Regions from separate parts of the Homo sapiens genome. Here all the other regions are linked to region 3. Evidence: chromatin loops called from intact Hi-C (ENCODE). Cell type or tissue: heart left ventricle. All regions are shown on one strand.

Evidence for each region. Peaks named below come from ENCODE experiments on the same cell type or tissue, not always from the same donor. Only the 100,000 strongest peaks of a DNase experiment are listed, where the experiment ranks them.
Region 1: it touches region 3 in a loop (7-fold over the local background); 44 of 110 quality-filtered maps call a loop at or near these places.
Region 2: a loop joins it to region 3, with 5 times the contacts of the local background. A loop is called at or near these places in 69 of 110 quality-filtered maps.

Annotation. Positions count from the first base shown.
Region 1 is chr7:1,755,106-1,763,105 of GRCh38, forward strand. No RefSeq gene overlaps it. Among named protein-coding and RNA genes, the nearest start is that of ELFN1-AS1, 17 kb to the left of the region's middle. In heart left ventricle, a CTCF peak has its summit at 3,654 (motif pointing left); a DNase peak (open chromatin) is centred at 4,301; H3K27ac peaks cover 542 bases.
Region 2 is chr7:2,204,662-2,212,661 of GRCh38, forward strand. All of the region lies in intron 10 of MAD1L1 (mitotic arrest deficient 1 like 1), which reads right to left. It overlaps LOC105375126 (a long non-coding RNA gene), which reads left to right. Exons shown (of 3, transcript XR_001745062.3): 3 at 463-539. Among named protein-coding and RNA genes, the nearest start is that of MAD1L1, 24 kb to the right of the region's middle. RefSeq lists enhancers at 4,087-4,620, 5,116-5,265. In heart left ventricle, CTCF peaks have their summits at 4,999 (motif pointing left) and 5,202; a DNase peak (open chromatin) is centred at 5,000.
Region 3 is chr7:1,660,264-1,668,263 of GRCh38, forward strand. It overlaps a transcript of ELFN1 not described here. Among named protein-coding and RNA genes, the nearest start is that of ELFN1, 6.0 kb to the right of the region's middle. In heart left ventricle, CTCF peaks have their summits at 4,572 and 4,771; DNase peaks (open chromatin) are centred at 4,638, 5,088, 5,788, 7,588 and 6 weaker places; H3K4me3 peaks cover 4,059 bases; H3K27ac peaks cover 3,122 bases; H3K27me3 peaks cover 2,404 bases.

The sequences.
Region 1 (8,000 bases), 95 kb after region 3:
GTGCCCAGCCTTTTTTCCCATTTTCTAAATGTTTCGTTTGTTTCTACTGTGGGGTCTTAAGTGTTCTTTACATTTTTCTAGAAACGACACCTTTGTCAGATGTGTGCTTTGCAAACATTTTCTCCCTGCCTGTGGCTTGTCTTTTCATCCTTTGAATGCAAGCATTTTTTTTTAACGTTTTGAGGTCTAGTTGATCCATTTTTCACTTTCGTAGATCATGCTTTTGGTACCACATTGCCGAGCCAGTGGTCCTGAAGATGTTCTAGTATTTCTGCTATATTTTATTTTAGAAGATTACAGTTTACTTTTTGCATTTAAATTCGTGGCCTATTTCGGATTAATGTTCGAAAGCGCCGGGATGGTGGGCGTGAGCCAATACGCCCAGCCAATCCCTCTGCTTTTAATAAGTGCCGTCACCTTCAGCTGTGCCCAGTGTCCTTAAGTCCAAAGTGTTCGTGATTCTTCCTTTCCTGGGACTAAATTTCTAAACAAGGACAGCCACCCATTGTGATTGGTGTTGCCTTTTAAACTAATATAATCAGTGAATCTTCTGGACTTTAGCCCTAAGATTTGGACCATCTATAATCAGCTATGTTCTCTCCCACGCATCGAGTATGGTACTATCTATCAACCATCCTTGGCAGGCTTGAGAAAACAGTCACTCAAATCATTTTTCTGAAGGACTTAATTCCTCCCTGGAACTTCAGCTGGGGAAGGCTGTCATGCAGCCTGTCCTGCTGCAAGACGGTGAGGCTTTTGTGCCCTGCTGTGAGGTGGTCACTGACAACAAGCTGCCCCAGGGTGAGGGAGCAGGATCCCTGGGCACCTGCGAGAGGGGTGGTGCAAACCGCCCGAGGAAAACCCTCCAGAGGGGAAGCAGGTGTGAACCTCAGCAGAGACGCCAGGCAGCAGCTGGAGCATGGGTACCCCAGAGGGGTTGGGGGAATCCCACAGCATGTAGGTAGGTCACCAACAGCATCTGCTGCCGACTCACTTTGCACTATTGAAATGCATTTGATTCTCGCATTAGATGGCTTCTATCCGACACAGCTTGCCTGCATTTTAGTTGGTTCACCTGCTGAGACATTTGGAGAGGGGTAGAGGGGTGAACACAAGTACCCACAGGTGTAGTATGCCCAGGCCCAAGACTGAAACCTAACTGTAACTGTAACCATACCATAACCCTAACCATAAGCCTAACTCTAACACCAAACTAACCCTAACCCTAACCCACAGGTGCAGTACGCCCAGGCTGACCACTGAAACCTAACCATGACCCAAACCTAACCATAAGCCTAAACCTAACCCTAACTTAACCCTAACCCAGCCCTAACCCAACCCTAACCCTAACCCCAACCATAAGCGCTCATCACAGGCAGCCTTGCTTTCTCATGCTGATCACGGTCCATTACTCTTGCCAGCTGGTGACTGCTTTCTTTTTTTCTTTTCTTCTTTTTTTTTTTTTTTCCTGAGATGGAGTTTCACTCTTGTTGCCCAGGCTGCAGTGCAATGGCACGATCTCGGCTCACAGCAACCTCCACCTCCCTGGTTCAAGCGGTTCTCCTGCCTCAGCCTCCCGAGTAGGTGGGACTACAGGCACCCGCCACCACGCCCGGCTAACTTTTGTATTTTTAGTGGAGATGGGGTTTCACCATGTTGGTCAGGCTGGTCTTGAACTCCTGACCTCAGGTGGTCCACCCGCCTTGGCCTCCGAAAGTGCTGGGTTTACAGGTGTGAGCCACCGCATCCGGCCACAGGTGAGTGCTTTCTTTGCTTGTTTCTATCTTGGTAAAAGGAGCTCAGGGTAAACAGGTAGCATCTACCACGTAATCAAACCCAGGTTCACCTGCTTGCTGTTATTATAGGAGGCAAAACTTGGGAGACGGGTGCTGGTGGGAGGAAAAGCAGGCGTATTCGGAGGGCCAGCCGACCGGAAGGACGGTGGACTAGCGCCCTAAACACCATCTTTAGTCAGCACAAGTTTCAGCCTTGGTTTATGTTACATGTGGGGGAGGGTGGTTGGGACCAAGAGGTGACTGATGACCACAGACATCTGGGAGCCAGGGAGGGTCCAAGGATGCTGGACACTTCTTAGTCCTTGACCAGGTCACAGTGCTCCTGTAAATCTTTAACAAAACCTAGTTATCTGTTTATACAGCTCCCTTTAATCCCAGAGTTAGTTTTAAAAGTCACATGATTGCTGTTTTTGCATTTTTGCCTCAGTGCTCTAAAACTATCCTAGCCTAGGTGCAGAAGGAAAAGTCCCCTTAGAAAACATGGAGTCAGTTGGCTGTTTCGCTGTTGCAATCGTTTTAAATGTAGTGGGACGTTTAAAATAGAGACACAGAGACGGTGTTTTGTTATGTTGCCCAGGCTGGTCTTGAACTCCTGGACTCAAGTGATCCGCCCGCCTTGATATCCCAAAGTACTGGGATTACAGGTGTGAGCTGCCTCGCCCAGCCAGTATGTGAAATAATAATAACTTTTATTGATTTTTTTCTTATCTCAAAAGTAATCCTTTTGCTTGTGTCCCCTGGTGGAAGTCTCTTGCCTCTGGGAGCCAGGATCCTGGGAGCCGCGGAGCCTAAAGTTGTGGGATGGAAAGCAGACATTCCCCAGGTGGGTCACCAGTGGTGACGGACCGTGGGGTCACCCCCGCCTCCTCCCGTCTGGCTCTCGGGAACCTGTCTTCTATTCATTGGGGAAACAGCCCTGTATAAATAGCACCACCGTGTCAACGTGTAAGCCACATGCCGAAGGACGTGTCCCTGTCTTCACAGCGTCATCTCCAAGCAGGTCCCCTTGCTGTCATTACAATTCCACCCACCACTCTATCCAGCTGGCAGTTTTGGGGTGCTGTACTGTGTGGTGGGATCAGAGAATCCCGGGGTCCTGTGCTTACCGACTCACCTTCTCCTCCATAAAGCGGGTCCCTTAAGCCAGAGTGAGGTTAGGTGGGTCCTCGTGCCAGCGCATGAGACACTCCATGGGCCTTGGGGTTGGTCCTGGCTGAATCCCAGGTAGCACGAGTCCAGGCCGGAAGGAGTCCACTGAAATCCACTTGCCACCACCACCAAGAGACGGCCTCATAGCGAGGTTCAGACATTTGGCAGTGGCAGAAGCTAGATGAACCCTGGTGAGGGGAAGTTCTTGCTATTGGGCCCTGCAGAACCTCCCTCCCTGCTACCATGGCTGTGCCAAATAAGAGCCACCGCACCAGCACTGAGTGGTCAAGGGCGATGCTGGGGTGGCCAAGGGTGGAGACTGGGATGGCCGAGGATGGAGGCTGCTGGCTGAGGATAGAAACTGGGGTGGCCAAGGATGGAGGCTGGCTGGCTGAGGATGGAGGCTGGGCTGAGGGTGGAGGCTGGCTGGCTGAGGATGGAGGCTGGGCTGAGGGTGGAGGCTGGCTGGCTGAGGGTGGAGGCTAGCTGGCTGAGGGTGGAGACTAGCTGGCTGAGGGTGGAGGCTGGGGTGGCTGAGGGTGGAGGCTGGCTGGCTGAGGGTGGAGGCTGGCTGGCTGAGGGTGGAGGCTGGGGTGGCTGAGGGTGGAGACTGGCTGGCTGAGGGTGGAGGCTGGCTGGTGTCCCGGCATGAGCCATCCTTTCCACCTGGTTTCTCAGAGCCTCGTCTGCCGTGGGCTCCCTCTGGTGGGTGCCACAGTGAGCTGCAAAGATTCTCGTACTTTGCGCCCACTCCTGCAGGTCCCCCATGTCTCTTCCAAAATTATTTGTCCCCAGTATTCCAATCTTGCTCCTTCCGCCTCCCCAGCCCAGCAGCCACGCCATTTGCCGCTGCTCATGAGTCCGTGTGGATCCCTACCCTGCGTCCCTTCTCTCTGCACAGGGGAGCGTGGCCTGGTGGGCTGCGTGCTCTCAGCTCCCACAAGCCCAGCCTTCTGTCTCTCATCAGCCCATCTTTGAACCCACAGGCGTGAGCTGATACAGAGCCATGGGAGAAACAATCAGGAGACGCTGGCGTCCGGGCCATCCTTCTGTGTAGCTGGCCAAGCCCAGTCCTGCTGATGGGCCAGTGTGTGCCCGTGGCTTGTTGGGTTTCTCAGCCCCTGGCTCAGGGCCGGCAGCCTGCAGGCGGCACGGTCACTGGACACCCCGTGGTTAGTTGCCCGGCCAGGACCAGGCCCCCCAGCACGCCAGGAGCTGCTGTTTTGGAATTGGATGTGGTTCCCCGCTGCGGCGTGGCCCTGCTCGGGGACTCCGGTCTTGCCCTGTGCTACGGAACTGCACTGTGCCTGGCCTGACATCCTACCCAGCACACTCACCCACCGCGGGTGCCTGGAGCGCCACGGGATCTGCCGGCCAAACGGCCCAAGTGGCAGGATTCCTTGGACCTGAGCCTCGAGCTGTGGCAGAGTCCTTGCATCAAGGCGCCACTTGAACCTGGCATTTTCCATGCCTGTTGATGAGTGTGGCAGAGCCGTTTTACCTAACGCAGAATAATCTGCTCCTGCATCTAACACAGCCTACGGAGCCCGGTGCTCCTGTCTTCGTGGTAGAAGGTACTAGGCACCGTCGCTTGTCTTTTACCTTTCAGGAAACATCCCAGCCTGCCAAAGACTGTTACCAGGGGCCCCCTGGCCACCTGCCGAGTGGGTGGGGGCAGTATCAAGAGGTCATCCTTCAGGTCTGCAGGGCCACGTCTGGTACTAACTGTTTTAGGCTGAGCTTGCTCGAGGCAGAGCCTGAGACAGGAATTCTTTGCAAGTGATTAGGGGGTTCTCTCAGGAGGAAGAGGAGAGTTGTTTGTTTTTGTTTTTGAGACGAGTTTCGCTCTTGTTGCCCAGGCTGGAGTGCAGTGGTGCGATCTCGGCTTGCTGCAACCTCTGCCTCCCAAGTTCAAGTGATTCTCCTGCCACAGCCTCCTGAGTAGTTGATGACAGGCACCTGCCACCATGCCCAGCTAATTTTTGTATTTTTAGCAGAGATGGGGTTTCATCATGTTGGCCAGGCTGGTCTCGAACTCCTGACCTCAGGTGATCCTCCCGCCTCGGCCCCCCAAAGTGCTGCGATTACAGGCGTGAGCCACCACGCCCGGCCGGAAGAGGAGATTTGAACACGGACCACAGAGGGCCGGTGTTGTGAGGCTCCAGGGAGGAGACGGCCATCCACAAGCCAAAGAGAGAGGCCTCAGGAGGAATCAGCCTTGCCACACCTTGACCGAGGACTTCCGGCCTCCAGAGCTGTGAGCAATAAATGTCAGTGGTTTAAATCGGCCAGCCTGGGGTGTTCGTTATGGCAGCCCTCGCAGACCAGCACGGCCAGGACGCTGCCAGTTCCCGGCTCCACCTGCCCTTCCTCTGACAGGGAAGGAGAGTGGAGAAGTTGAGCTGCTTGGATGCCCTATGCCCTATGAGGCCTCTGCCTGATCCCACAGAGGACTCTGCAACACAGAAGGAATCACAGAATCTGCCCTGCCCTGGGTCCGTCAGGAACTTACTGCAGGCAACCAGGGGTGGGGACCGAACTTCCTGATACATCATTGCATTAGGGTGGGCAGCTCCAGGGGCTAAGTCTCCAGGGAGGGCTGCAGGGCCGCCACCTGCAGCTATGGGACCTGGGGGGCCAGACAGGCAGACAGACCCCACCCACCAAAAAGTCACACCGAGGGCCGGGTGCGGTGGCTCACACCTGTAATCCCAGCACTTTGGGAGGCCGAGGTGGGCGGATCACAAGGTCAGGAGTTCAAGACCGGCCTGGCCAATATGGTGAAATCCCATCTCTACTAAAAATACAAAAAAAAAAAAATTAGCTGGGCATGGTGGTGGTGGGCGCCTGTAATCCCTGCTACTCGGGAGGCTGAGGCAGGAGAATCGCTTGAACCTGGCAGGTGGAGGTTGCAGTGAGCCAAGATTGTGCCACTGCTCTCCAGCCTTGGGGACAGAGTGAGACTCCATCTCAAAAAAAAGAAAAAAACAAAAGCTGCACCGAGGCATGTGCCCATGGGCCCATGTTTATTTTGATGTGAAGATGTTTTGAACGCTTATTTAACAAAATTTATCCATCTCTTGTCTTTACAGATTCTGTTTTGTTTCAGAATTTCATAATAGTCCCATTCACAACAGCCAAAAATAGAAACGACTGAAGCGTCCACCAACAGGGGAAGGACCGAATTACAATATGACCAGAGACTAAACGCCGGCAGCGGTGAAGACGGATGGATCGCTGGCATTCTGCACAGCACGGGTGAGCTGCACCACACCATGCCATGCCGCAGAGGCCTCACCTGGAAGATTTCCACAGGCCCTATTTTTAATCACTAAGAAACCCAGACTGCTCCTAATAGAAAATAATATATAATTTGCTTTTTGTTTTTCGATATCTTTTTTTTTCTTTTGGAGACAGAGTCTTGTGCTGTCGCCCAGGCTGGAGTGCAGTGGTGCGATCTCGGCTCACTGCAACCTCCGTTTCCCGGGTTCAAGAGATTCTCCTGCCTCAGCCTCCTGAGTATCTGGGATTACAGGTGCCCACTACCATGCTCGGCTAATCTTTGTATTTTTAGTAGAGATGGGGTTTCACCATGTTGGCCAGGCTGGTCTCGAACTCCTCAACTCAAGTGATCCGCCCGCTGTGGTCTCCCAAAGTGCTGGGATTACAGGCATGAGCCACCGCGCCCGGCCCAATATCCTTTTATCTTAAACATTTACTACTCTGGGATTTATTTCAGTTTGGCATACAAAGTAGGGAGCTTTGGAATTTTCTTTCAAATGATTGACCAGGTGTTCGGCACGGTTATCGAGCAATCCATTGTACACCCACTGACGCGAGACGCCACTCCCACCTCTCACTAAATCCTCGTCTAGGTGCTGTCTGTTCCCGGCTCCTGCGTTCTCACTCATTGATCTATCTGTCTCTTCCTCCCCAGATTCAGGTTGCTTTAGCTGGTTTAGCTAGTGATGCATTTTAATGTCTGATAGGGTAAGCCCTCTTCATTATTCCTTTCTATTCCCACATTTTTCTCTGCTGTTCTCATGAGAGCATTCTTCAGATGAGCCTTAGAATCACGATCCCACATTGCAGAACGCTTGCTGGGCTTTTGTGTGGGATTGCTTTAAATTTATAGACTAACTTGGAGGGAAATTACATCTTTATAATATTGTCTTCAATGCAGCAACATCGTAACTTTCCTTTTATGCAAAGTGGGTTTTTATATGCCCCAGTGGAGAAGACATTTCTTTTTCTTTTTTCTTTTTTTTCTGTGTGTGCGTGCGTTTGCGTGCGTGCGTGTTTGTGTGTGCACGTGTGTGTGCATGTGTGTGCGTGTCTGCACGTGTGTGCGTGTGCATGTGTGCATGCGTGTGTGCGTGTGCATGTGTGCGAGTGTGCATACGTGTGTGCTGTGTGTGTGCACGCGCGTGTGTGCATGTGTGTGCCTGTGTGTGCATGTGTGCCTGTGTGTGCCTGTGTGTGCATGTGTGCATGTGTGCATATGTGTGTGCATGTGTGCATGTGTGTGCCTGTGTGTGTACGTGTGTGCGTGTGTGTTAGTATCTACCCAGCAACCACTACCCCGGCCTCAGAGCCTCTTTCCTTCGCACTCCCAGGGATGCCGTCCCCACCAAAGGGGTGAAGCCATGAACCAATCGGAGCCAATCAGAGAACTCCATCTCCCCAACCACAGCAATGGATCACAGCCCGGCCGTCGGTCCCTCCGTGAGATTGGGTATATGGGTGTTGGGAAATGAAAGCATTTTCTTTCTCTGGAATTACCATCTGTAAGGATGGGATGGGTCTGGGGAGAGTCTGCCTGCCTGAGAAACGCAACAATAAAAACATTCGCGGAGCCCTTGCTGTGTGCCAGGCCCTGCTCTCCAAAGTTTACAAGCATGGACTCCTGTTGTCCTCACAATAACCGCATGGGGACAGATAGGAGTGATGTTCAAAACATTTAATAACTGGGCTGGGCGTGGTGGCTCACACCTGTAATCCCAACACTACGGGAAACTGAGGCAGGAGGAATGCTTGAGGCCAGGAATTCAAGAC
Region 2 (8,000 bases), 540 kb after region 3:
CGCCACGGTCCACGTATCCCTTCACCTGCTGACAGGCACCTGAGTTGTTCCTGCTCTCAGACTGTTAGAATAAGGCTCTACAAACATTCCTGTACAAGTCTTCATGAGACCACATTTTCTCTTGGGTTTCTCTTAGATTAAATACCGAGGAATGGAACTGCAGGGTCACACCGTAAGTGTGTACAAAGCTACCAAACCATTTCCAAAGTGGCCGTACCACTTGCTACTCCCAGGGGCAACAGGCCTGGCTGCTCTGCATCTCTGCCAGCAGTCAGGATGGTCAGTCTGCTTAATTTTAGCCATTTTATTGGGTGCCCAGTGGTATCTCACTGCAGTCTTGAAACCGCCTTTACAGAATTTTAAGTAACGAGAGAAATCTACATTACTGACTCCACCTTGCTTCTAACCTCACAGGATCTTTTCTTTTTTTTTTTTTTTTTTTTTTTGCTTATTCTAATACAGAGGCCAAGATAACTATGAGAGGAATGTAGTTTATAGTTAAACTTCAAGGCAAGGAAAAATGACACCCGTCCTTGTTTGGAGATTAAGACTGGCATTGCTACAGGGGCCTGAACTTTGCTAAAGAACAGGCACGGGTAAACCATGACCTGTCACTGCTTACTTAGCTTGCTCTTCTACAGTGCCTGCTACCCGGAGTCACGTAACCAGACGTTGTCAGATTCGGAACTTCCCTAACGGCTCCTACAGACATCACTGCTGTGAAACCTAAAAAACTGGTCTTTGGGATATTTTTCAGATTTAGCATTTCAGCAGATCAAGAGATGCCACCTGGACTTGTGACCCCATCTCCCAGGAACTGACTCAGCTGCACGGAGACAGTCCTGACACCCCTATCATTGCATCCCCAACACAACCAACCAGCATTCACCACTCCCTAGGCCGCTGCCCGCCAAAACACCCTCAAGCCCTCGCCTCCTAATTCTCAGGGAGACAGATGTGAGAGTTATCTCGCGTCCACCTCCCTCGGCTGGCTCTGCAATCATTAAACTCCCTCTCTGCTGCCACACCTGCCGTTCTCAGTGCATTGGCTTTCTGGGCAGCAAGAAGAACCCTGTTGGGCGATTACAGTCTTAATTTGCATTCCCCTAATAACTAACAATGTTGACCATCTTTTCATGTCCTTATTTACCACCTATATATCTTCTCTTGTAAAGTATCTGTTAAAAGCAGGCCGGGTACAGTGGCTCACACCTGTAATCCCAGTGCTTTGGGAGGCCAAGGCAGGCAGATCACCTGAGGTCAGGAGTTTGAGACTAGCCTGGCCAACATGGTGAAACCTGTCTCTATTAAAATACAAAAATTAGCCGGGTGTGGTGGTGCACGCCTGGAACCCCAGCTACTCAGGAGGCTGAGGCTGGAGGATTGCTTGAACCTGGGAGGCGGAGGTTGCAGTGAGCCAAGATCATGCCACTATACTCCAGCCTGGGCGACAGAGCAAGATTCCATCTCCAAAAAAATAAATAAATAATAAAGTATCTGTTAAAAGTCTTTTGACCATTTTTTAAACTATGGTAATCTTACTAATTTGTAAGAGTTCCTTCTCTATCCTGGAGCACATCTTTGGTCAGATACATGTTAATATCTCGCAAATATTTTCCTAGTCTATGGTCTGCCTTTTCACTGTATCTTTTGAGAGCAGAAGTTTTCAATTTTGATGAAGTCTAATTTATCAATTTTTTCATTTATGGTTCATGTTCGTTGTATTGTAAGACCTCTTTGCCAAACCCTAGCTTCCAGATTTTGTGACTTTTACACATAGGTCTATGCGTCATTTGAGTTAAATCTTGTGTCCAGCATGAGACAGGTGTTAAGGCTCATCCTCACCACGAAGAGCCTACTGGTTTACCACCCTCGGTGAAAAGATTCTTTCTCCCACTGAATTATCTGGACACTTTGACAACAATCAACACTGTATTCTTCAATCATTTCTGAACATTCTACTCTGTTCTCCTGATTTACATGTCTATACTTAATACCACAGTGTCTCAATTTATGCAATTTACAACGTGTCTTGAAATTGGCCAGTGTAAGCTGTATAACTTGTTCTTTTTTGAAACTGTTATGGCTATAACAATTTATAGGTACTTTACATTCCCATAGAAATTTTAGAAATTGTCAGCCGGGCACAGTGGCTCATGCCTGTAATCCCAGCACTTTGGGAGGCCAAGGCGGGTGGATCACTTGAGGTCAGGAGTTCAAGACCAGCCTGACCAACATGGCGAAACCCTGTCTCTACAAAAATACAAAAATTAGCCAAGCATGGTGGTCCATGCCTGTAGTCCCAGCTACTGGGGAGGCTGAGGCAGAATTGCTTGAACCCAGGAGGCAAAGGTTGCAGTAAGCCAAGATCGCACCATTGCACTCCAGCCTGGGCGACAGAGTAAGATTCCGTCTCAAAAAAAAAAAAAAAAAAGAAATTTTAGAGATCAGTTCATCAATTTCTGCTGGGGCTTTGATTGGGACTATGTTAAATATTTGGGTCAATTTGAGCAAACTGCCATCTTAACAATAATGAATCTTCCAATACACGACCACAGTACCTTTACGATACTCTGAAATATATATTTGGTCTTTCTGTTCCCTGACATACATGCAGCTCCTTATCTGGAGTGAGAAGAGTGTCTCTTGTGAACTAATGAGCTGAGTGCTGGTTGGCAGCCCCCAGGCAGCTTCAGATAGGGTGGTTATCCGAAACACCAAGGTGAGATTAGAGGGTTGGGACTTTGAGTCCCACCCCTCAACCTCCTAGGAGGGGAGAGGGGCCGAAGGGTGAGTTGATTTCCAACGGCCAATGGTGTAATCAATCATGCCTCTGTGATGAAGCCTCCATAAAAACCCACAAATAAGGCCAGGGTTCAGAGCTGCACACACAGAGGCTCCTGGAGGGTGGTGTGCCCAGAGAGGGCATGGAAGCTCCGCGCCTCTCCTCACACCTCACTCTGCCAACCTGTTCACCTGTATTATTCGTAACATCCTTTATAAGACATGACTAAACATAACAAAGCATCTTCCCGAGTTCTGTGAGCCACACTAGCCAATTAATGAAACCCAAGGAGTGGGTAGCAGGGGCCTCGTTTAACAGCCTGTCAGTCAGAAGTACAGCTGATGTCAGTGAAAGAGGAAGAGAAGAAAACCGTAAAATGAAGCAGAGATGCCGGCCTACTACTTGCACCTGGAATCTGAAGGGGGCACAGATGTGTGGGACTGGGCCCTGACCCATTGGAAGCTGATGGAACTCCAGGTGGAGAGTGTGCAGATGAGGCTGCAGGACATCCAGCTGGTGACCCCTGGAGAACTGCTTGGTGTGGGGGAAACCTTCCAGTATCTGGTGTCAGAGGCTGTGTGAGAGCAGAGGGGAAAAGAGTTCATTTTTCCTCTTACAATGTCTCCATTTTTCTACATCAGGTGATCTTTAATGTCTCAGTTGCGTCTTAAGCTTCTCAGTGTACAAATCTTACACAGATTTTCTTATATGCATTCCTAATATTTCATGGACTTTGATGCCATCATACATGGTATGTACCTCGAGTGGCTCACTGCTAGTATACAGAAACATAACCCATTTTGGTACATTGTCCTTGTATCCCGTGACCCTGTAAACCTCACGGTTTAGTCCTACTGGCTTGTCATTTATTCCCTGGGAATTTCTATAGATAATTATGTTGTCTCCAGGTACAGTTTTACTTCCTCCTTTCCAGTCTGTCCATCTTTTCTTTTTGCTTCCCTAATTATACTGGTGAAGATCTCCAGTACAGTGCAACCAGGGGTGCAGGGAACAGACACCCTGCCTGGTCTCCATGTCAGGGATGCAGTCCGTCCACCTTGTATTATATCAGCTGGTTTTCTGCAGGTATCATTTAGCTGGTTGAGGAAGTTCTCTTCTCTTCCTAGCTTGCTGAGAACTTTAAATCACAAACGAGTCTTGGATTGTTACAAATGGTTGTGCTGTTCGCCTACAGAGATGGCCTGCACCCCCTTTCATTCTACTGAAACAGGTGATTTTCCAAAGAGAAGCAAGCATCCTGCATTCCCAGATGGGCTCCAGCCTCACGCCATCTTTCCCACTGGCCTCTCTGTATTACTCCTCCTCCCCCTCCTGTGCCCGAGGTCTTGCCGAGGATGACACGTACCTCAAAGGGTGTGTGCTGGCCTCCGCTTTCCTCACCCGTAAGTCACTCCCCGAGACAGACCATGCTCCTGGGAGACCAAGCTGATCACATCGCTGCCTCCAGACACACGCCTCGCACTGCTGCTAACTCCCTCAGCCCAACTTCCAGCACCCTAAGGATGAGGGTGTCCACACCACACTCCCGGCACTGGCATCCTGCCCTTCCCCACGTGTGTTCACGCAGGCTCATCCACACGCACTGTGTCCCTCCTTGCCTGTGACTTCAAAGTCGTAGAAACTAACATGCCCCCAGCCTGCGTGAACCCGTGTGCTGCACATGTCACATGTGCCCAGGCCTGTGTGACACATAAGGACCTCGTTCCACAGGGTCTTCCCATGGTTTCACTGACCCACCCCAGCCAGCCTGCCCAGCCTCCTCTCCTAAGACATAAGAAGCCCTACATGGGGAAGAGGGTGACCAGGCCACTCTCTCCTGGGGCTCAGCCAGGGTTTATCCAAGCCCGGGGCGAGGCCGAAGAGCCCTCTGAGGACTGCAGGACGTCAGCACCCTGTCCTTAGGGAAGGGCCCACACAAAGGACGTCTGACCTCAACGCCAGGAGCTCACAGCCCAGAGCCCACAGGCCTGAGGGCCCCAGGACACTGGTCAGAAACAAGGCAGGCATGGGACAGCCAGAAGCGCCCCCCTGAAGGCAGTCAGGAACAGTGGCCACAAGCCCCTCACATCCCCATCGACCAAAACCCCAGTGTCAGCAAGCAAGTCCCATGGTGGGAGAGCAGCGGTCCACTAGGCCAGAGAGACCCAAGGGAAGCTGCTGTGGGAAGGATCACCAAGGCGGGGGCACCACCTAGTGGCAGCAGCTCCTCCACACCCACGGGGCCTCGGGCCTCGGCAAGCCCCAAATCCCAGCAAAGCCTGGGCCCGAAGGCAAGCAGACGCCAGCCCACCCGGCACAGGCCCAGGGCACTCCCAGCCACAGAGCCCTCTGCTTCCAGGACATCTGATGTCACCTCAGGTCCCCACGGCTGAGAGGAGGGGATCCCCAAGCTCGCCCACAGAGGCACGCATGTCTCCACACAAGAACAGCAAATGCACTCAGCCCTCCCATGGGGGCCCCCGTGGCCCCAGCTTCTCACCACATCTGTGTCCCTGTCGCCGACTTCACCACCACATTCAATGCTGCCAGACACGGGAAATTCCTAAGAACTACCCCAAACCTGGTCCCTAAAAACAGAAAAGAAAGCCCAGTGCATCTCAGGTTTACCCAGAAATCCACTTTGGTTTTTGTTTTTGTTTTTTAGAGACAGGGACTCACTCAGTCACTGGAGTGCAGTGGTGCAATCACAGCTCCTCCTGGGCTCAGGTGATCCTCCCACCTTAGCCTCCTGAGTAGCTGGGACTACAGGTGCACACCACTGAGCACCGCTAATTTTTGTTTTGGTACACACGGGGTCTCAACTGCGTTCCCCAGGCTGATCTCAAACATCTAGGCTCGAGCAATCCCCCTGCGGCAGCCTCCCAAACCACTGGGACTACAGGTGTGAGCCACTGTGCGCAGCCAGAAATGCACACGTTTACCAAACCCTCCCGGTGATTCTAGGAGCCGTATTCGGGACCGCCAGCCCGCATTCCCGTGGACTCTCTAGGAGCCGTATTCGGGACCGCCAGCCCGCATTCCCGTGGACTCTCTAGGAGCCGTATTCGGGACCGCCAGCCCGCATTCCCGTGGACTCTCTAGGAGCCGTATTCGGGACCGCCAGCCCGCATTCCCGTGGACTGCGGCATGAGCACCACCCCACTGACGTCCAGCGTGAGTCACCCGAGATCACGGCCTGATGCAGAACCACACTCAGACACCCGCCCTGTGGAGCACAACACAAGGAGCAGCGGGGAGCCCTGAAGGGGCCCAGGCATGGCAGGCAACCCAGCACGTGAGGAAACCTGCCCTCTACCAGGCCCACAGCCAAGGCCAACGCAGGAGACTAGGGGTCGACCCCCACAGCGAGGACGGCTCCATCCACCTTCCTGGCCATCAGCCTCCGGCTGCTCAGAGAGGACGCTCGCACCAGCCCCTCTCCAACTCACAGGGCCCTCCACAAGTACACGATCACGTCGGATCTTCACACGCAGTTGGGGAGAAGAGCTCCGTGTCCCCCTTTCAATAAAGAGAACACTGGCCCAGAGCAGCGCAGTGACTTGACACAGGTCTTACTGTTGGTGGCGGGGGGCAGGGGGAGCCTTGAATCCAGCCTCCGAAGAACTATCTGTGTTCCTCATCAAAGCTGCAGGGCGCCACACATGCATGCCACTTGCTTCCCGCCCACTTTAAGCTGGTGGTGGGCACAGGCAGCCCACCTCCACCAGCCCTACAGACCAACCCCTCCTCTCCCTCATCCAGGGCCTGGCCACCAGGGAGGGCAGAGTGAACACAGAAGACACAGGCAGGCAGAACCCCTGGGGCCAGCATGCCCTCATGCTGGCCACGCCCAGGCAGCACCCCCAGGCCAGCTCGCCCTCACACAAGCCATGCCCAGGCAGGGCGCTCAGATGCGGGAACAGGGCTGAAAGGATCCACAGTACTTTGAAACCAGCCAGAGACAGCAGCCAGCTGTGCCAGGTCTCGTGCCCGACTGACACCCAGTGCTCCAGGGCAAACTGCACACTGGACCCTCCAGCAGGGCCGGGCCCATCAGGCACGTGGGGGCCTCTGATGTCCCTTCACAGGAAAGAAGTCACAGAGGTTTCTCATCTGGCCAGAGTATGCCTGGGAGCAGAAGGGTCGCCTTCCAAGCAATTAATAAGCCCAGAGAACAGACAGAAGCACAAAGCATTTAGGCCCCGCTGAGGCCGGCCCTACAGAAGTCTGTGTTCTACAGGGGGAGTTCAAGAGGAGACAGCAGCCCGGGCCGTGCTCTGACTTAGCAAAGCTCAAAGAAAATGAAGAGGCACTTTCAGGTGACAGAGAACTGAAGCCAGTAATGCTGATGAGAAGGTAATGGATTCCAGAACCAGCAGTCGGACGGTGTGGTCAAAGGATAGCTCTTTCAGAGAGTCTCAGTCTCAGCCTAGTTTCCAAGAACAGCAGGAAAGACAGGCAAGAAGCGGGAAGCCTTGAAATCTCACAAGCAAACACAATAAGAGGCCGCCTCGGCACCAGCACCTCGGGCCCTGAGCCCCGGGCTCTGATGGCTCCTTCAAAAGCATCGCTCCTGCACCTCCTCGAGACCTGGCGCACACAGGGCAACCAGGAAGAGGGGTCCAGACCAGAGCTGCCAGGAGGTGGTCACCTGCAGGGGCACCGCGACTGAAGGGCAGGGGCCAACTGAGCGGCTGCTGGAGAAAGATGAGCACAGGGTCCTGGGAAGGATGGGGCAGGAGGACAGACAGGACCAGACCTGGGAACGGTCCAGCTACCTGTCTATAAGAATACCATCCCCAGCACCCAGGGTGGTCCCCCGGCAGCTCCACCCCACATCCCACCACCCAAGCGCTGGCACTCAGCTTGGCACAGACTGCGTGAAGAGGCTGCTACAAGCACCAGACAATCGTCTTCCACTATGGTGGGTGAGAACCGTTTGGATCTGTGTCCCTGCCCCATGCCTCATGTTGAATTGTAATCCCCAGTGCTGAAAGTGGGGCCCCGTGGGAAGTGTTTGGATCCTCGAGTGGATCCCTCACAGCTTGGGTCTGTCTTCATGATAGTGAGTTCTCATGAGATCTGGTCATTTAGAAGTGTGTGGCACCTCCCTCCCAACACTACTCACGCTCGCTCACTCTCTCGCTCTCTCATTCCTGTTTTTGCATTGCGGCGTGCCTGTTCCCCCTTCACCTTCCGCCATGACTGAAAGCTC
Region 3 (8,000 bases):
AAAATACAAAAAATTAGCAAGGCGTGGCGGCGGGCACCTGTAGTCACAGCTACTTGGGAGGCTGAGGCAGGAGAATGGTGGGAACTCGGGAGGCGGAGCTTGCAGTGAGCCAAGATCGTGCCACTGCACTCCAGCCTGGGTGACAGAGCAAGACTCTGTCTTAAAAAAAAAGAAAAGCCTTGGGTTCCCATCCCAACCTGCTCCTGCAGGATTTCCTTAGGCAAGTTGCCCCCTAAAATTCAGTTTTGTCACCTGTAAAAGGGGGAAGGAAGGATTCACCTCCCTGGGTTACAGTGGGAACCAGATGAGATGATAGAAAACAATTTTCCATTTTCATTTTCACATTGAAATTTATTATAAAGGAACATGTCTGCACATTGCACAGAATTCAAATGGCATTACAGGGGCATATGGGGAAAAGTCTCATTTTCTGGGGTGATGGGAATGTTCAGTATTTTGATGGAGGTAGTGATGGCAACCAGTGTCCACATTTGTCCAATTTCAGAACTGTAGTTCTGAACAGTATAAAACTGAAGAAGTATGAATTTCACTGTCTGTAAATAAATAATACGTTAAAAATATTTTTTTATATTGAGTCCCCGGCCGGGTGCAGTGGCTCACTCCTGTAGTCCCAGCACTTTGGGAGGCTGAGGCGGGTGGATCACCTGAGATCAGGAGTTCGAGACCAGCCTGGCCAACATGGTGAAACCCCGTCTCTACTAAAAATACAAAAATTAGCCAGGTGTGGTGGCACGTGCCTATAATCCTAGCTACTCGGGAGGCCGAGGCAGGAGAATCACTTGAATCCAGGAGGTGGAGGTTGCAGTGAGCCGAGATCGCACCACTGCACTCCAGCCTGGGGGACAAGAGTGAGACTTTGTCTCAGAAAAAAAAAAAAAAAAAAGTCCCCTTCTACCCTCTCCCCAAGACTTGCAGCCCCCAGGTTCCTACAGGAGGCACCCACTATTTCTAGTTTCTTGGGTCTCCTTCCAGTAATCAGTGTGTGCAGGCAACTAAAATGTCATTTCATTAACTCCTTTTTGACACAGTGTAAAAAAAAAAAAAAAAAAAAGGTGCCATATACACTGTCCGGCCCCTTTTGCTTTTTCACACTAAAGAACATCTGCAGATGGACTCCAATCAGTCCACCTTTATCCGGCTGGATGTGCCATGATGATTTAAGCACTGCACTGTCAGCGGGCACTTAGGATCCTTCCAATCTGCTGCTGTTACAAAGAGTGCTTCGGCGAATAACCTTGTACAAAGCAATATATCATTTTTCACATTTGGGAGGAGTATCTGGAGGACAGATTCCTAGAAGCAAATGCTGGGCCAAAGGGTGTGTACATTTGGAATTTTGACATTGTTTCAGAGGTTCCAAGGGTGTCTGCTTCCCCACACTATTGCAACAGGGTGTGTCCTTAGACTGTTTAATCTGTGCCCATCTGATGAGTGAAAAATCACATCAGTACAGTTTCAGCATGCACTTTTGTCACTAGGAGTGAGCATAGGCACTTTCTCATTTGTTTAAACATCCTTTTGATTTCCTTTTCTGTTCATTACCTCTGTCTATTTTTTTTTTTTTTTGGCCTCTTGGCTATTTTTCTTATTGATTTGTAAGAGCTCTTTATATAGGGGGAACTGGCTCTTTGCCTGAGATAGAAATTGGACACATCATTTAATCTATGGCTTCGGGGTTTTATGGGCATTTGTTGTTCTTGCTGTGAAGTTCTGGGGACAGGAAGAGATTGTCACCATTCTTCTCTGGTTACCATTTCCTTAGGATGGGTCCGGGGGTCGGGGGGAATTCTCTCCCCACTCCTTCGCGGTTAATCCCAGCTGCTCTATCCCTCCCCTGCTTCCCCCAAACACACTCAGGCAACTGGGTCATTCACTTCCAGCCAGGCCATCCTCAGCAGAGAGAGGGCGCAGGAACCACCTGCAGGGGGGCAAAGGTATCAAAGCCACCAGATGAGTCCTCACTTATCCTGGAAGTGGGTGTGGTCATGTGGGGCTGGAGTGGGGCACTGAGGCCTGGAGGTGAGTCAGTCTGTCCTGCTCTCTCAAGCTCACACTCTGTTGGATGAAACTGACACATCAAGTCAGGGCGTCCAGGGACACAGGCTCAGGGCAGTGGCAGGGTGGAGGGGAGGGGGTGTGCTTCCAACCACCTAAGGAAAGCCCTGAGGCCCCACAGCCCCAGGCCCCTACGGCTCTTACTGACCAGCCTCTTCCCCAAAGGGTAGCTGGGTGGGTCATGAGATGGTGGTTGATTTGTTTCCATAAAAATGAGAATCTTACTGGCAGTTTAGCTCTTTTTTTGTTTTTGAGACAGTCTTGCTCTGTTGCCCATGCTGGAGTGCAGTGGTGCGATCATAGCTCACTGCAACCTCCACTTCCTGGGCTCAAGTGATCCTCCTACCTCAGCCTCCTGAATAGCTGGGACCATAGGCACACACCACCACACCCAGCTAATTTTTTATTTTTTGTAGACAGGGTCTCACTATGTTGCCCAGGCAGGTCTTAAACTGGGCCGTTTTCTTCTGAACGAGGACGTTTTGTACATCAGAAGGACCTGCTAAGCCCTGGATCTAGCAACGGTGCCCAGGTGGGTGGGGGTGCACCCACCATCCCTAGCTCTGTCCTAGGTCCTGGCCCAGCTGACTCATCTCTGGAAAGACAGGCTGTCTGATGGACCGGGCCATCGCTGCTGCGTCTGGGCTGCTGCCGGGCAGTGGCAGCACCTCAGAAAGGAGGCCTGAGCGAGCACGTGTGTGTGGAGCGACTGTGCGTGAACGCATGTGCATATGCAGATGGGAACATGCTTAGTACAGCTGCCTTCAAGTTTGACCATCTGGATTCAAACCCTGGCTTGGCCATTTCCAGTTTATGGTGACCCTGGCCAAGGTACTTGATCTCTGGACCCCTCGATGTTACCCTCTGGGAACTGGAGATCTTCACAGCTGGTTCACTTCTAGGGTTGCTGTGAGGACTAAATGACTTCATGCCAGCCACCAGCCATTAGGAACCTCCATCACAGGAAGGATCGTCATAGTGCCACACCAGTGTGCGTGCCTGCGTGTGAGGGTTACACTGGGTGGGGCGGGGTGTGTGCGATTCGGGGGTGTGTGAAGCAGGATGCCTTTGCAACTCTCTGCACAACCACAGTGTGAGCTATGGGGTGGGGGGGGTTCCAGCCTTCCTGTCCCAGTGAGGCTGCGGCATCTTCCTGTGGGACACCGGCTTGCGGCGGGGAGCTGGGGTGGGTATCCACACGCATCTTCCCTGGATGTGCTGTAAGGTGTCTACACCACACAGGCTGCCTCTGGGTACCTCTGTCTGCTGGGGGAGGGGGATCAGGAGGAGATGAATGTCAGAGAGAAAGAGACCAAGACGGAGAAAGAAAAGGAGAGAGGAGAGGCGGAAAGGGAGAGGGGAGAAGAGGAGGAAGAGGAAGAGGGAAAGAGACAGAAAAGGAGGGTGGAGGGAGAGAGAGAGAGGAAGAGGGAGAGAGAGAACAAACATATTCTCTGACAGAGGCAAACAGAGGCGGGGAGAGAGAGCTCCAGAAGAGGCCAGAGACAGCCAGCCTTCCTCCCACCTCCTCTCTTCGGGTCTGTCCTGGGGTGGCCCATTCCCAGCCTGAGGGGGGACAGCAGCCCGAGGCCAGCCAGGCCCCGCGGGGGCCCTGCCTTCTCACGGGACAGGAGGGCATATTTCAGCATTGGAAGGCGCTGCAGAGGGAGTCAGTCAGGGCTGAAATTCCTCAGCGCCCTGGAAGGTCCGCGGGACAGCTCCCTTCTCCCAGCTTCCTCCAAGGAGCCAGGTCCGGGACTCTCCAGGCCCCTCGAGTAGGGGAGGGGGGAAGTGAGAGAAAGGGGCTGTGTGCGCACCTAGGCCACTGCGCGCTTCAGAGCAGCCGGGACCCTCCCTGAGGGACCAGGAAGAGACCCCCCCCAGGCCGGGCTCGGCCCGCTCTGTCTCCCTGTTCCCTGGAGGTCTGGGCGCCCCCGCGCAGGGACTAAGGGCTGGACAGCCGCAGGCAGGGGCTCCGTCCTTGGCCTCCACCCTTCGTGTCCAGCAATCCCGGGAGCAGGCGGCGGCACTTCCTCCATGCCCCGGCCTCAATCACGGTCTCAGTCCCCCCAACCCCGTCCTGCAGGAACAAGTGTGGTAGAGGCTCGGGGTCGGAGGGCGGGCGGCCGTCCCGCGGGCTGGACGGAGTTTCTGGGCTGCGGAGAGGCCGTTGGACCCACGTCCGGACAGGAGCCCCGCGCGCCCATCCCCGGCCCGGCCATCCTCGGGGCGCGCTGTCTGCGGCCTCCCGCGCCACCCCCACCCCTGTCCCGGGACCTCCTCCGGGAAAGACACCCGGGGAGCAGCCCCCTCCCCTCCAGTAGTCCCCTCCCCTCCCCTCTCCCTGCCCTCTTGACGGTGTGGGGCTCCCCGGCCGGAGGGGCGCGGCGCTGGCAGCGGGGTCCAGAGTGTCGCGCCCAGCGCGCGCTGGGGGTCCCGGGCTCCGCAGCTCCGCACGCGGCCGGTTTGTGAAGCGGCGCGCGGGGGCTTAGCCGGGCGAGGGCGCTCTTGAGCCTGGTTTGGAATTTTTAGCCCACACGAAAGCCGCAGGCTGGGGAAGGGGCGGGTGGGAGCGGGAGACGCCCTGGGAAGCCGTGAGACCGCTCGGCGAGGGCTCGGGACCACCAGGGAGCGACGGGGGACCCCTCGGCTCAGAGCCCGAGGGCGCGATTTCGGATCCGCTGGGATTCCGGAGGCACATGAAGGGAGAGGGAAATCCGCTAAACCGAACCTTCCGGGAATCGGAAGGCGCCGGGCCGCTCCCACGCCTCCCCCTCCTCCCGGCCGAAAGGCGGGGGGCGACGCGCAACGGGGAGGGAAGGGAGGGAGGGGTCGGCGACCTTAGGGGAGGGCGAGTCTCTGGGGACGCGGGGCCGCCAGGGGCCCGACGACCCTCTCGCTCCACCTCCCCGCCCCCAAGTGCCCCGCTCTCCCCCCGCCCCGCAAACGCGCGTCCTGCGGGCTGTGCTTTGGCCCTCGCGGACGCGCGCGCTCACAGAGGGTCTGACTTGGGGTCAACTTCCACGAGGTTGCCGGGCGCCTGTGAGCACAGCCGTGTCCCCACCCAGGGGCCCACCTCCCAGCGCCACCAGGGTCCCGACCCCCAGACCTTCGGACGCTTCTCTTCCAAACCGAAGCCTGGGAGCCTCTGGGTGGCCTGGGGCGGGGGCAGGGGGCGAGCGGGGCGGGCCAGGAGGAGGGGGCGAGGCCGCCACTCGGCTTCCCACGCCGCCCCCGCGGCTGGCTCCAACTTCCCCTCCGGAGCCCCCCTCCGGCCACCCCCCAGCCCACCGACGTGCGGGCAGCGACCCCGCCCCCCGCCCCTCCGGTCGCCCCCGCCGCGGCCCCCGCCCCCTCCCCATCCCTCCCCGCGCGCTCTCCCACATGAAACCTTCCATCACGCTCAGAAAGAATGTGCTACAACCTCGGCGCTGCCGCGGCCGCCACCACTGCGCCCGCGCCCGAGCCCGAGTCGGAGCCGGAGCCGCCGCTCCCCCGCCTGCCCGGCCAGCCCCGGGCTCCGAGCGCGCGGTCCCCGCCGCCGCCGCCCCGCGCTCGCCCCGCGCTTGACGCAGTGAGCGCCGCAGCCTGGCTCCCGCCGGCTCCGCTGGGCTCCGGGTCGCAGGCCGAGTCCAGCCGGGCGGGCTCCGGGAGGGGCCGGCAGGGCGGGAGGGGGAGGAGGGCTGTCTGGAGCCAGCGAGCCCGGAGGAGGAAGAGGAGGAGGAAGGAGGGGAAGCCGCCGCCGCCGCCGCCGCGCTCGGGGAACCGGGGTGCGCGCGCTCTGCTCGCCCGCGACAGTGCCTCCAGCCCGGGGCCCGCACCCCGGCCCAGGTAAGAAGGGGCCTGAGGGGCAGGGGGCTGTCCGGGGCCGGGGGACCCCTCTGTCGCCGCTGCGGGATCGGAGGGTCCCCGCCCCTAGGGGAGGCAGGGAAGAGGATGCTCTCTGGGGGGGGCGGCGGGGGGCAGCGCAGGGTCCCCAGCGGCTCTCGCAGCCCGGGCCACCCCATCCCTGGTGCCCTGACCTCGGCGTCCGCGCCAGGGCCGAGTCTCCCCGCCCGCGGGGCTCTGGATGCGGCGCTCGGGGCCCGCGGCTCCCGGGCGTCCCCATCCACCCACCCAGGTTCGGAGGCGGGCGCACCCGAAGTTAGCGGCCGCCGAGCCTGGGCCGGACAAACTTCCCTCCCCGACGCCGCGGCTGGAAGGGCCAGGACTCCGGACCCCTAGGGCTAGGGAGGCGCCGCGGGGACCCCGAAACTTTCCGGAGCGCGCTGAGAGCAAAAAGCCGGCTGGGCAGAAAGAGGGGGAGGGGGCTGGGCGCGCCTTCGAGTGCGCTGGGGTAGCCGCGGCGCCCCAAGTTGAACCACAGACGAACCCCTCTTCATCTGAAACCTGGTCTCGGAGTCGGAGGTGGGGAGGGAGTGGGCTGTGGGTGCCTCGACTTCGCAAAGCCGGCGTGGGGGGGCGCAGCGCCCCGCCCCGCGCCGCTTGAACCTCCGGAGGGGGTGTTACGGGACCCCCGCCCCCACCCCAGCCGGTGGCTGGGCTCTGCCGACCGCTGCGGAGCTCCCGGGAAGGACCCGCTCGCGGCTATTAATAGGCGTCGGTGACCCTAGCCTCTCCCGGTCCGGGAAGCTGGCGCGGCGGGGCTGGGCTGGGCTGGGCTGCCGAGTGGGGCGGGACCCCGGGGCCCAGAGCGGACCCCCAGCTCTCCTGGTCCCTCTTCCGCCGCTCTTCCCTCCCTGCCGCCTGCTTTCCTCCCATTTTCCCTCTTCGATCTCGGGGTGTCGGCCCCCCCCCGAACTTTTTCTCTTCCCAAACTGCACGGTGGCCACCCGGTCACGGCCCTGGGCCGTACCCGCGCAATCTCAGCACCATTCCCGACCGAGTCCTCCGCCGCGGGCTGAGCGCGAGTCCCCGGGGCCAGGCTGCCCAGGGAGGAGCAGGGACTTCCTACAATCCGCGCCCTTCCTCCCAACCCACGGCGAGCGCAACACATTCGCCCGCCCCTGCGGCCCCATCTGAGGGCGGGGAGAGGTCGCTGGGGGCAGCTTCGGGGGTTGTGGAGGGCAGGGGGGACCCGCGAAGCTCCTGGAGCGTTTAGGGATGCAGCTCGGGCGGCGTGTGCAGGGAGGAAGCAGCGTCCCGGCGTCCCCCCTTCAGCGTCGCCTTCGCGCGCCTCGAGGGCCCAGGAGGGTTCGGTCTCCCCCACCCCACCTGGACACTCAGGTCTGAGCCTGAGTGGATTTGAGGATCTGGGGGACGGGGAATACGGAGTCCTTCTTCCTGCCTCGGTGTCTGCAGAGCCCAGCCCTCAGGCAGCGTGGGGATCTTTGTCCCCAGGGCCAGCGCCGGCCCCGCCCCCCGCCCCGTTAACTCCGGGACTCCGCCGCCCTCCAGGTTCCAACCTCCCAGCTTCACCGCCGCGTCCTCTCCCCGGTTCTGGGTCTGGGGGAGGGGCAGGGGGCGTGGAGCGCGGCGTTGGGCCCCGGACAGATGTCCTCGCGGCGGCGGCGCCGGCGTCCGGGTAACAGCAGGCCGCCAATCGGCGCGGCCACGGGGGAGGGGCGACCCGGCCGGGACTCCGGGGACTCGGTCGCAGCCGGACGGCGCAGCCTCCGCTCGGGGTGGGGGGGGGGGGCGGCCGCGAGGACTCGACCCCTGCCGTGCAGCCCGGCCTCCAGTCCTCTGCCGTCCCCTCCCCCAGCTCCAGGTTTCGCTCTCTGCTGGGGTCCTGGCTCCTCAGGTTGCGGGATCTCGCCTCCCACGGCCCCGCGCGCGTACCCCTACCCGCCCCTCAAGTTGACCTCTGAGGTTCTCCGTGGATCTCAGACCCCGAGTGACCGCAGAACTGACCTCTGGGGTCAGGCAGTACCGGTCAAGGGCGCTCTGAAGAGGCCCTCGGCCTCAGTTTGCACCCCGAGGAA